2 separate regions of the Homo sapiens genome follow, and region 1 is linked to region 2. A link is an interaction called in ENCODE POLR2A ChIA-PET data of the cell type or tissue named here. Cell type or tissue: A673. All regions are shown on one strand. Each heading gives the region's core, and the rest is flanking DNA. Links, peaks and the distances in the headings are about the cores only. Region 1 overlaps HMCN1 (hemicentin 1). Region 2 overlaps RGL1 (ral guanine nucleotide dissociation stimulator like 1).

Region 1 (5,384 bases), core at 277-5,276, 1.9 Mb after region 2:
TATGCCCAAGAAGACAGGGCCTACTCCTAGGGCTGCTATAGCAAACTATCACAAAATGTGTGACTTAAACAATAGAAATTTATCATCTCACAGTTCTAGAGGCTGGAAGTGCAAAATCAAGATGTTGGTAGGGTAGTGAAGGCTGTGAGGACAAATCTGTTTCATGCCTGTCTCCCAACTTCTAGTGGTTTGCTGGCAATCTTTGACGTTCCTTGGCTTGTAGATACATCACCCTAATCTCTGCCTTTGTCGTCACATGGTGTTATCTTTGTGTGCTGTGTCAGATTTTCCTTTTCCTTTTTTTTTTTTTTTTTGTGAGACAGTCTCTCTCTGTTGCCCAGGCTAGAGTGCAATGGTGTGATCTCAGCTCACCGCAACTTCTGCCTCCCAGGTTCTAGCGATTCTGCCTGCCTTAGCCTCCTGAGTAGCTGGGATTACAGGTGCCCACCACCATGCCCAGCTAATTTTTTGTATTTTTAGTAGAGACAGGGTTTTGCTGTGTTGGCCAGGCTTGTCTCAAACTCCTGACCTCAGGCCATCTGCCCACCTCAGCCGCCCAAAGTGTTGGGATTACAGGTGTGAGCCACCGCAACCAGCCAAATTTTCCTTTTTCGTGAGGACACCAGTCATATTGGATTAGCGGCCCACGATACTCCAATGTGGTCGCCTCTTAATTATATCTGCAATGACTATTTACAAAGAAGGTCACATTTTGAGGTGCTGGAGGATAGGACTTTAACATATGAATTTTTGGAGGACATAATTCAACTCACAGCAAATCATTTAGCAATTAACATTAAAAAACCAAAACTCTAACTCTTTTACTAGGGAAACTCAGTTTATTCTAAAATTTCTGATCAAAATATTTGCATTAGGGACTATCATAGACTCTAAACTCTGATCTCTTTTATTGGATAGGAACAGAGTTCTCAGTGGCAGTTATGGAGAAAGGCATTAATGTTTGGGGTGCTATTTAAGTTCTCAAAATAATTTGTATTGTTAAAAACCTGTTACTTTTTTTTTTTTTTGAGACAGAGTTTTACTTCATCACCCAGGCTGGAGTGCAGTGGCGTGATCTCGGCTCACTGCAACCTCCACCTCCTTGGTTCAAGCAATTCTCATGCCTTAGCCTCCCAAGTAGCTGGAACTACAGGCACACACTACCATACCTGGCTAATTTTTTGTGTTTTTGGTACAGACAGGGTTTCACCATGTTGGCCAGGCTGGTCTCGAACTCCTGACCTCAAGTGATCCACCTGCCTTGGCCTCCCAAATTGCTGGGATTATAGGCATGAGCCACCGCACCCGGCCCTGTTACTTTTAAGCATGCATTTAATAAAGTCGTATTTAATCTTTTGTTGGTGATGTCCAGATATTTAATTTTGAGATGGGGAAAATTACATAGGAGCTAGGAATTCTGGGAATTATGTATGGGTTCTAAAATATTTTGACATTGTATACTCCCAGCTTTCTTTTCTTCAAAACGTTAAACACTAATTGGAGCAATTTTTCCATTAGCAGTAAGTCTCTGAGAACTTCGCTTTAAGCACTGTTTTATAGCAGGTGGAAGGAATTCCTTGATGTTCTCAGGCTGTAAGGCATGCTGATTACCACCAAAAGTGTGTCAGGGTAACCTTTATGCTCTTGCCAAGTTCTGACAGGGAGAGAGTTAAGTGAGAAGCATGGGTGATGGGGAGGAGATAAATACAAGAAAGGGTACTTAAAATTTTTTTTTTTTTTTTTTTTTTTTTTACAAATAGAAGGTCAAGAAAATACATTATTTCACTAAGTAATAGAGAACAAAATTTTAAAAAGATATTGTACTATCTGGAATTTCAGTTTTTAAGATTCAAAGTGAAATCTGTTATGCTTTTTGTTTAGCTCCTTAGTTTCACTTCAAAGCCTTTTACTAGAGCACACAGAAAACCTCATTTCTATTGTTTTCATATTCCCCAGAGGGTCTTCCCAGCTCTTCTTAGGTGAACATGCTCACCACCTCCTTGATCAGATCATTACACTTTTGCCTTGAAGTTGTCTCCCCAGCCACACCCTATGTTGGAATGTCCCCTATGTGCAGGACAATGTCTCACCCATAATCAAAAGATTTTCCAAAATTTCACATCTCCCAAGGAACTTTCCTGGAATATTAGAAAAGTGTCATTCTTTTTAATATTGAGATCCCTTTCTATATTTATTGTATGTTATGGACTTAATTTGTGCCTTTGATAATATTACCCTTTCTTAATCCTTCTACATAATAATGAAAATTAACAGGGGATTTGATTTATCTTGACAAAGTAAAATTTAGTAGAGTTAGAATGGCATAGGTTTTGAGTGAATGGATTCTAATATCAAATAGACTAGCATTTGATTATTAGTAAGTTACTAACTTCTCAAAGCCTTAGTTTCCTTATCATTAAAGTGAGTATCAGTAAAGTGAGAATAACAATCATACTTCCTTTGCAGAATTGTTTTAAGGCTTAGAAGAGAAAATCCATGTAAAACATTTGGTGCAAAGCCTGACACAGAGCAAGGACCCAAGAGTGTCCTATAAGGGAAATAACACTTGACCTAGAGTCAAAACACTTGAGTACTGGCTCTGTAACTGGGCAGGTAACTAGACTCTTAGAATCTCAGTTTCTTTTTGCATAAAATAAGGATAAAACCAGTTTTGTGTACTGATAAATGTTAAATCTCTGGCTCTGGAGCTTGGGGTAGGAAGAGGGCTTTATTTGTAGCATTTGCCAGTTTATATGGTGTTGTTACTCCTCCATGGCCAATTTCAAACACCAACATGAAGCCTGGATATAGAGTTGGGAATAGATGTGTACAATCATCTCTGATTCACCACCTAAAATTCCCTCAACAAAGAAGGATATTTATGTTTCAGTGAGACTATATACTATTGGTGAAAGGACTTAGTATAATTGTCATTCACAAAATGTTAGTTTAATTGTGCTTGGAAAAGTCTATTACAAGGGTAGAGTTAGTGAGAGTAGAACTAGTTCAGTGATGGAGACAGCAGATTGAATGTTTTCTTTTTCATGACGGTTTTGGGAAGTTTCAACATTAAATACCCAGGGAGGCCAGGCAGGCAACATCAATACAGAAGTGGAACAAGGAGAAACCTACTGCCTGCTTAAATCTTCAAAGGGCATCTAATAAGTACCTCACGTTTATCATCAACCCGTCCCCACCCTACATGTGTCTTCTCCAGCGTTCCCCATCTCAGTACAGGCACCACATTTTCTTACTTATTTGGGACAAGGCCCTTTGAGATCTCCTGTGCTCCTCTTTTTCTTTCACACCCCACATCTGATCCCTCCACAAGTTATTTTGGCTCTGCCTTCAAGATCATTTTAAATTTGACCAGTTCTCATCTCCCTCTACAGGTACTCCTCTAGCCTGAGCCACTTTAACTGCTCTCGCTGCTGTTCTCCCCAGTGCTGCCAGAAGGATCGTTTTAAAATGAAAGAAATGTCATTATTCCCACCTTCCCTTTCTGATGTCCTTATTCACATCACTTTAAGCATATTGGCCTCTTTATTATTTCTTACATGTCAGGCACACTTCCTCTCCAGAGCCATTGCCCTTGCAGTTCCCTCTTTCCTCAGATCCTTGATTCGCATGGCTGGCACATCATTTCATATGGCTCTTGGCTAAAAGTCACCTCCTCCGAAAAGCCTTCCCTGATTACCCACCTAACATAGTCCTGCACATGAATCTGTCTCATTAACCTGCTTTATTTTTCTTTATAGAATTTAGCACTGGTTGTCTTTAGAGATGATGTGAATTCGTTCATTTAAGTTCTATGCTCTCTTCTAAATATAAACTCCATGAGGGCAGGAACTTAATTTTCATGACTGTATTTGGTAGAGCCTCATGTAAGTTTCCTGGCATATAGAAGGCACTCAATAAAGTGAGTGCCTTCTTTTATTTAAAGAAAGAATGAATTTTTTGTATTCTTTTTGTACTTTAAAAAGAAGTTTTAATCATTTTGTGTAGAGTTCTACCTATGTCCAAAAGATCAAACTTATTATGTTGCTCAAATATTCTCTTTATCAGTTATTGTCCAATTGATCTATCAGGTTTTTTAAAAGTTATATTAAATGTTCCCATTGTAATTATGGTTTTGTTAATTTCTCTTTGTAATTCCAGTCAATTTTGGGCTTTAAGGCCATGTTGTTAGGTACATACTGGCTAAGGATTGTTTTATCTTTGTAGTGAATTGTTCATTTTATCTTTAAATATATGGCCATTTTAATCTCTAATGGTACTGTTTGCTTTTAAATGCGTTTTGCTTGGCATTAATAATACTGTTCCATATCTGATTGGTATTTGTCAAATACTTTTTCCCTTCCTTTATTTTCAAACTATTTTTATAGTCAAATTTAATCCTGTTACTCTTATTGTGATTTTTAATATAGACTTATTTCTATGATCTTATTTTATGTTTTCTATTTACTGTGATTTTTGTTGATCTTTCCCCCTCTTTTCCTACTGTTGAGTTTTTTTAAAATTCTATTTTCCCCCCCTCCCTCCTATTGGCTTAGAAATTACACATTGCATCTCTCTTTCTCTGTTAAAAATGTTTATCCTTGATTTGGTTGTCTTGAAATTAATCACTGTTTTTATACTTCTGTGTAATATAAGGACCTTAGGGGGCTTTATTCTGATCACCTTCCTCCTACTTTCTGTAGTATGGTTATTTCACTTTGTTTTTAAACACACCCAAATTAGTCATTTTGTTTACATAGTCAGTGTTTCCTTAGATTTAATTTGTTTGTTGATTTCTTTACTCATTGTTGCTTCTAGCTCCCTACTCCTTCATTTTGGATTCTTATTCCCCCACCAACCCTATGCATTCTTTACATTCTCTAGTAGTTTTTTCAGGGATGACATACAAATAGGAAATCCTTTTGGTCTTTATTTGAGAATCTGTGTATACTACCTTCATTCTTGATTAGTAGTTTAGTTAAGTATAAAATTCTATATCTAACTTAGCCCATTGAAGATAGCATTTTATTGTTTTCTGACTTCTTTTGTTGTTGATGAAAAGTCTTCTCTTAGTCTAATTTTTGTCCCTATTTAGGTAAGCTGTGTTTTCTCTGTGGTTATTTTAAAATTATCTCTGTCTTCCTATTTCTGCAGTGCCTTATTCAGTGTCTAAGCATAGATTTGATTTTGTCTTTCCTGCCTGGAACCTGGTTTGCCTCCCCAACTCAAGGACTCAGATTTTTATTAAATTCTGGACAATTCTTGTCTTTCAGATATTTCCTCTCCTTACTGTCTGTAATCTCCCCTTCATAAAACCTTGTTAAGTGTATTTTAGATCTTCTCATTCTCTAAGCCTTTTTACCTTTCATATTTTCTATTTATTTTCT
Region 2 (5,384 bases), core at 319-5,318:
GATATGGTGTGCACTCAACTCACTGAGTGGTGGGGCTCTCGTCAGCACCCCCACCATCAGGGCCCTCTAGAACCCTGCCATAGAACCTTGGAGAGACCTGGGTGGCTTTCTTACATGGACCCCCTGAAGCTTGGTGTTATATGTAACCCCAGGTTGCTTAAGAAACAGTATTAGCAAGGTTTTAGGACATGTCATTAACATCCCTCTCTCATTTTGTACATTTGAGAGGAAGGAACAATCATGGCAGGGTTTAGTAATCCTCGTATATTAGAAATAACATCTATTGTATTTTATCTCTCTGGCTCCTTGCATAATGAAAGACTGCATTATTCCTCGGGCTCCAACATTTTGCATTTGAAATTCCTTCAGTTTTCTAAAGTAATTTGTTGGTATTATTTTTATGCTTTAAAAAATATTTTATTACTTAACAGTGGGCCATATTCTGTCTTCTGTTTTGCCATTTCTGACAGAAAAATCAGACAGTCGGAAACAATTTTTCTAAAAACTGCTTGGTAAGCATTATGCTAATCTTTCTTAATAGGACATAATTTAGGATGTTAGTAAATTGTTCTTGCACCATCAGTTTCAAGTCCTGGACTAAACTACATGAGATAAAGATAAAATTTCTTACTGTGCTACACGTTGATTAGCTTATACAGTGCCTGAGCCCCACTGCCTCAGCCAGGAATGAGCTGAGTTGCTTGTGAGGTTGTGACTTTCTGAATCTTCCATTTCCTCACCTGTGAAATGGCGTTAATATCTGTTTTTACTCTGCCTATGATTTTTGTGAGGATCAGATGAGTTAATGTGTATAAAAGTATTTTTTAATATGTAAGTTTTTATACAAATATAAGGATATTCTTACTGTCATTTAACCTAGAGGCCTTTTTTTCTCTCTGCTCACTACCTAAATGCTTGATAGGCATGTGGCTCTGTTTATTAGTCTTGCCTTTCTTCCTTCATTCCAGAGGCAATCTTTTCTACTTTGTTTTCTTCCCACTTGCTGCCACTTGCTGATTAACTAATGAGAGGTGATGTTCAGCTAGGAGGAGTGCTTCCTCTGCTACCACCGTTGTCCCCACTGGGATTCCAGGTGCATCGAGAATGCAGACAGCAAGGCTTCTGTTTGTAGATTGGTTGTGGGAAAAAAAAACCCCATACTCACAGGATTCTTAAGACAAATGCAGTGGATATTTTGTGTTTGAAAATGTTCTATTTCTTCTTTGATTCTTCCTTTTCTTTCTGGTACTTTTAATTTGTTGTGAGAAGGGTGATAAAGCTAATAATGCACCAAGGAATGGAAAGTGCTTCCATCTTTGCAGAGGTCCTGGAAAGTTAACTTTTGGTCTGAAGCCAAATCCCGATGTAGGACTTGAACTCATGACCTAATCCCAGAGGCAAGAATGTTACCAGCTGACCAACACTGACCCTCATAAAATGTAGACATTTAAAATACTCCTTTGAGTAGTCCTGTTGCTGCTTTCTATGTTTTCTTCTCTCTTTCAGTCGTTTCCAGCAGTGTTCCTGGCCTCCCTGTTAGGAGCACAGTTTTAAAGATCTATTTTTCTCACTGTCTTTCCATTTGCTGATTATAGCTGCTTCCTTCTTGCTTTCCATTTCTCTTGTGTGAGTTCCTTTTTTTGTTCCTGTTCCTTCCTGTCCTTCTTCTGACTTAAAAATAGATTCCAGGGTCTTTGGCTGCTCGGCCACAAATCCGACCTTCCTTCTATTCATATGGGATCCCCCTGAGCATCTAAAGATCTTTTCCTTCTCTCTCAAGATACTTGAACCCCAGCATTCATTCCCTGTTCTCAGCTGACTTGTGGAGCTAAATGACCCTTGTACTCAGAGCTGTAACTGAAAATTAAATCTCTCCTACAAAGATGCTTAATAAGTGATTTACTTATGTTAAGTGTTACTGACAAACACTGAATTCTCCCTGAATCTACTGACTGTGTGTGGTGGTAGAGGAGAAGGGACTCTTTGTACACTGACTCAAGGCATGCGTGTAACACTCGTTTTTGTGCAAAGCAATGGTACTGTGACCATTTGAACCTCAGGAACCAGCTTTCAGACAACGTACTGTTAAGGGTATCCTGGAGGGACCTGCTGCTGTTTTGTTCCCACAGAAGTGTTTCTCAGGGACCGAAAGTTGATTAAAGTGTTTCCTCATGAACATTCTTTGGTTAGAGTTGGAGGATTATGATATTCTTTACAGAAATGACTTCCTATCCAATGTTGATCTAGACAATCCACAAATGAGTGTCTGCTCGAGGGATAAAGGCTTGTAAAACTTTAGATGACTGGGATAAAAAGTGCTGATGACAGCAGCTCTGATTTCAGTGCCCAACCCCAACCTGAAATCACTATTATGCTCTTGTTACAGCAGCAGGGATGATGATCCTCTTCTCAGTGGCAAAAGAGTTTTAAAAGGTTTCCTTCCATCTGGACCTCCAGACATAACCTATGTGGTTATGTCTCCATGAAAAGACCTGGTCCTATTCTTAGTAGAGAATCCGGAGTTTTTGGTTTCATCAGCCATAGTGAAGTTCACATTTATGTGCAGCTCTCTTATCACTGTGTCACTGCTTATGGCATTGCATTTACCTGCCCTGCTTTTCTGTTCACTGGTTGACTGATGAATCCTACTTAACCCTTTAAGTTGCAGCTCAAATGTTATCTTTACTCTTCTACTTTTCCCAACCTCTCTTCTGGATTAAGGATCCTTTTATCTGAGTTTCCTTAGCACTTTACCAAAAGCTGTATTACAGCACTTATCACACTATTAAAAAAAATGTTTCTCTTTGCCCTATTCGTTTCAGTGTTTCATGAAAGGGCGGGGGCCATATTTAATTAATCATCATATTCCCGTAACCTGGGACAGTGTTTGAGACATAGTTAGTACTTAGTGAGCATCTTATAAATTGTTTGGCCTTATCTTTATTATAGAACGTGTATCTTTAGTGACTTTTTTTTGGTATTTGGTAATATTGTAAGTTCCATTTTTTGAAGCAAAAGGAAAACATTGAAGCAGCTAAATTTAGCTTATATTTTATACTCCAACTACTGATAACAATAAAAAAAAGAAAGTGATGCTTTTGCCTCATCTTTGTCATCATTACTTGACCTACACATTTCATGATTGTATGAAAAGTGGCCTAGGTATGACAGTAACCTTTATAGATGGGATGACTTGGAATTTAGAGTTAATCCATATACTTCTTAGTGACATATAGGTTTGAGTCATGGGTCAAGGATAGACCTCTGGGAACTCAGTTTCTGCTTTGAATTCTGAAGTTATTCTACTTAGGATTTTCATGTATCTTATTATATCTGGTATCTGAGGCCTATAATTGGCTTCAAACTTGCATTGACCCACTGTCAAGCCAATAAGGCTTTGCCCTACATAACACATTTTTATGAAGGGATCTGACACATCTCCATGAACATAGTAATGAAGGTTATGCCCATAATGATGAGGCCTGTTACTCTGAGATTTATGTTGCAGGCTTGTCCTGTAGTGTACTTTGTGTGGTGCACCTTTCTTACCGGAACTCACAGGCAAAAGGAGACTTAATAAGTGACATAAATTACATAATATTTTGGGTATACTTTTACATTTTCATTAGTACAACTCAATTCCCTTGCTCTCTGGCCCTCCGACACTTTTCTTTATTCTGTGGTTTTACATTCTTAAGTTTGAAATTTTCACTTTAGGCAAAATGTAAAGTTTATGCAAGAGGTTTTCAGAATTCTAGAATTTCAGAATTCTGTTTTTAGGTGCTTTCATTTACATTGTCCCAAATGTAATTGGCTCCATTAAAATTAAGTGTTCTGATGGCTTCTGAACCTTCCTGCATGCTTCCTTGCCTTTTTCTTTGCATCGGTGTTCAATGGCATAAATGTTTGCTTTAGAAAAGAAGGATGGACTTTTTTTTAAAGCAATGCCATTCTTAAAAGAGTGTTGAAGCAACATTATACTTTTTTTTTTTTTTTTAAGAGACAGGGTCTTGTTCTGTCGCCCAGTCTGGAGTACAGTGGTGTGATCATAGTTCACTGCAGCTTTGAACTGCTGGTCTCAAAGGGTTCTCCTGCCTCAGCCTCCCGAGGGGCTGAGACTGCAGGTGCACACCACCATGCCTGGCTAATTTTTAAATTTTTTGTAGAGATGGGGGGTCTCGCTATGTTGCCCAAGCTTGTCTTGAACTCCTAGCCTCAAGCGATCCTCCCACCTTGGGCCCCTAAAGTGCTGGGATTACAGGCGTGAGCCACCATGACTAGCCCATTTTGTTTTGTTTCGTTTTGATTTAAAGAAGAAGAAAATCATCTATAATTCTGCCATGATAACACAGTTCTTTTCACTTTTACTTATTATCTTCCAATTTTTGTTCACAGGCACACATTTTAACATAGTTGCAATCATGCTATCTATTCCGTTTGTGATAGGCAGGAAATATTTTTCAGAACAAATTAGAAAGGTTACTTTCTAATTTGAATCGTTTGTGATATTTGTTATGTTTCTGATGCCACAGACAAAAGAATGTATTTGGACTTGGTGTTTGAGGAGTTTTAAGGTGATAATGCTTATTTATTGGTTAATGAGCCTCATTTCTGTTTTTTACCCCCACGAAATCTCCCATCCTGTATCAGGGGTGTGGGGCTTGCATGAGGACCCTGATAGCACCATATGAGATGAGGGCATGTGACAAACGTGCAGTGGAATTCAGCTGGAGTGGATGGTGCTCTTTCCTTCTGCTTCTAGACATCATTGCCACTCTCTTGCTCTGGAGGATGTGGGTCCAGAACTCTCTAGGCCTGTGCTGTTCAATATGGTAACAACTAGCCATATGTGCCTATTGAGCACTTGAAATATAGCCAGTCCTAATTGAAATGTTCTGTACCTGTAAAATCCGCACCAGAGTTTGAAAAAATAATGTAAAATATCTCAGTAATTTCCTATAGTGATCACATGTTAAAATGGTAATACTGTGGGTAAAATGGGTTAAATAAAATGTATCGTTAAAATTAATTTTATGGCTGGGCGCGGTGGCTCATGCCTGTAATCCCAGCACTTTGGGATTACATACACCAGGCTGAGGCTGGTGGATCACCTGAAGTCAGGAGTTTGAGACCAGCCTGGCCAACATGGTGAAACCCCGTCTCTACTAAAACTACAAAAATTAGCTGGGCGTGGTGGTGGGCGCCTGTAATCCCAGCTACTCGGGAGGCTGAGGCATGAGAATTGCTTGTACCCAAGAGGCAGAGGTTGCAGTGAGCTGAGATTGCGCCACTGCAGTCCAGCCTGGGCGACAAGAGCGAAACTCCGTCTAAAATAATAATAATAATAATAATAATACTTGTACCTGTTTCTTTTCAATGTTTTT

Evidence for each region. Peaks named below come from ENCODE experiments on the same cell type or tissue, not always from the same donor. Only the 100,000 strongest peaks of a DNase experiment are listed, where the experiment ranks them.
Region 1: POLR2A ChIA-PET joins it to region 2 with 6 read pairs; 1 of 35 experiments calls an interaction of 5 or more read pairs at or near these places.

The regions. Positions count from the first base shown.
Region 1 is chr1:185,746,309-185,751,692 of GRCh38, forward strand. The region is part of intron 1 of HMCN1 (hemicentin 1); the gene reads left to right. Among named protein-coding and RNA genes, the nearest start is that of HMCN1, 15 kb to the left of the region's middle. In A673, for the core only: no CTCF peak of the experiment used is centred there; no DNase peak of the experiment used is centred there; H3K27ac peaks cover 1,272 bases.
Region 2 is chr1:183,815,804-183,821,187 of GRCh38, forward strand. The region is part of intron 2 of RGL1 (ral guanine nucleotide dissociation stimulator like 1); the gene reads left to right. Among named protein-coding and RNA genes, the nearest start is that of RGL1, 13 kb to the left of the region's middle. In A673, for the core only: no CTCF peak of the experiment used is centred there; a DNase peak (open chromatin) is centred at 2,218; H3K4me3 peaks cover 1,670 bases; H3K27ac peaks cover 3,363 bases.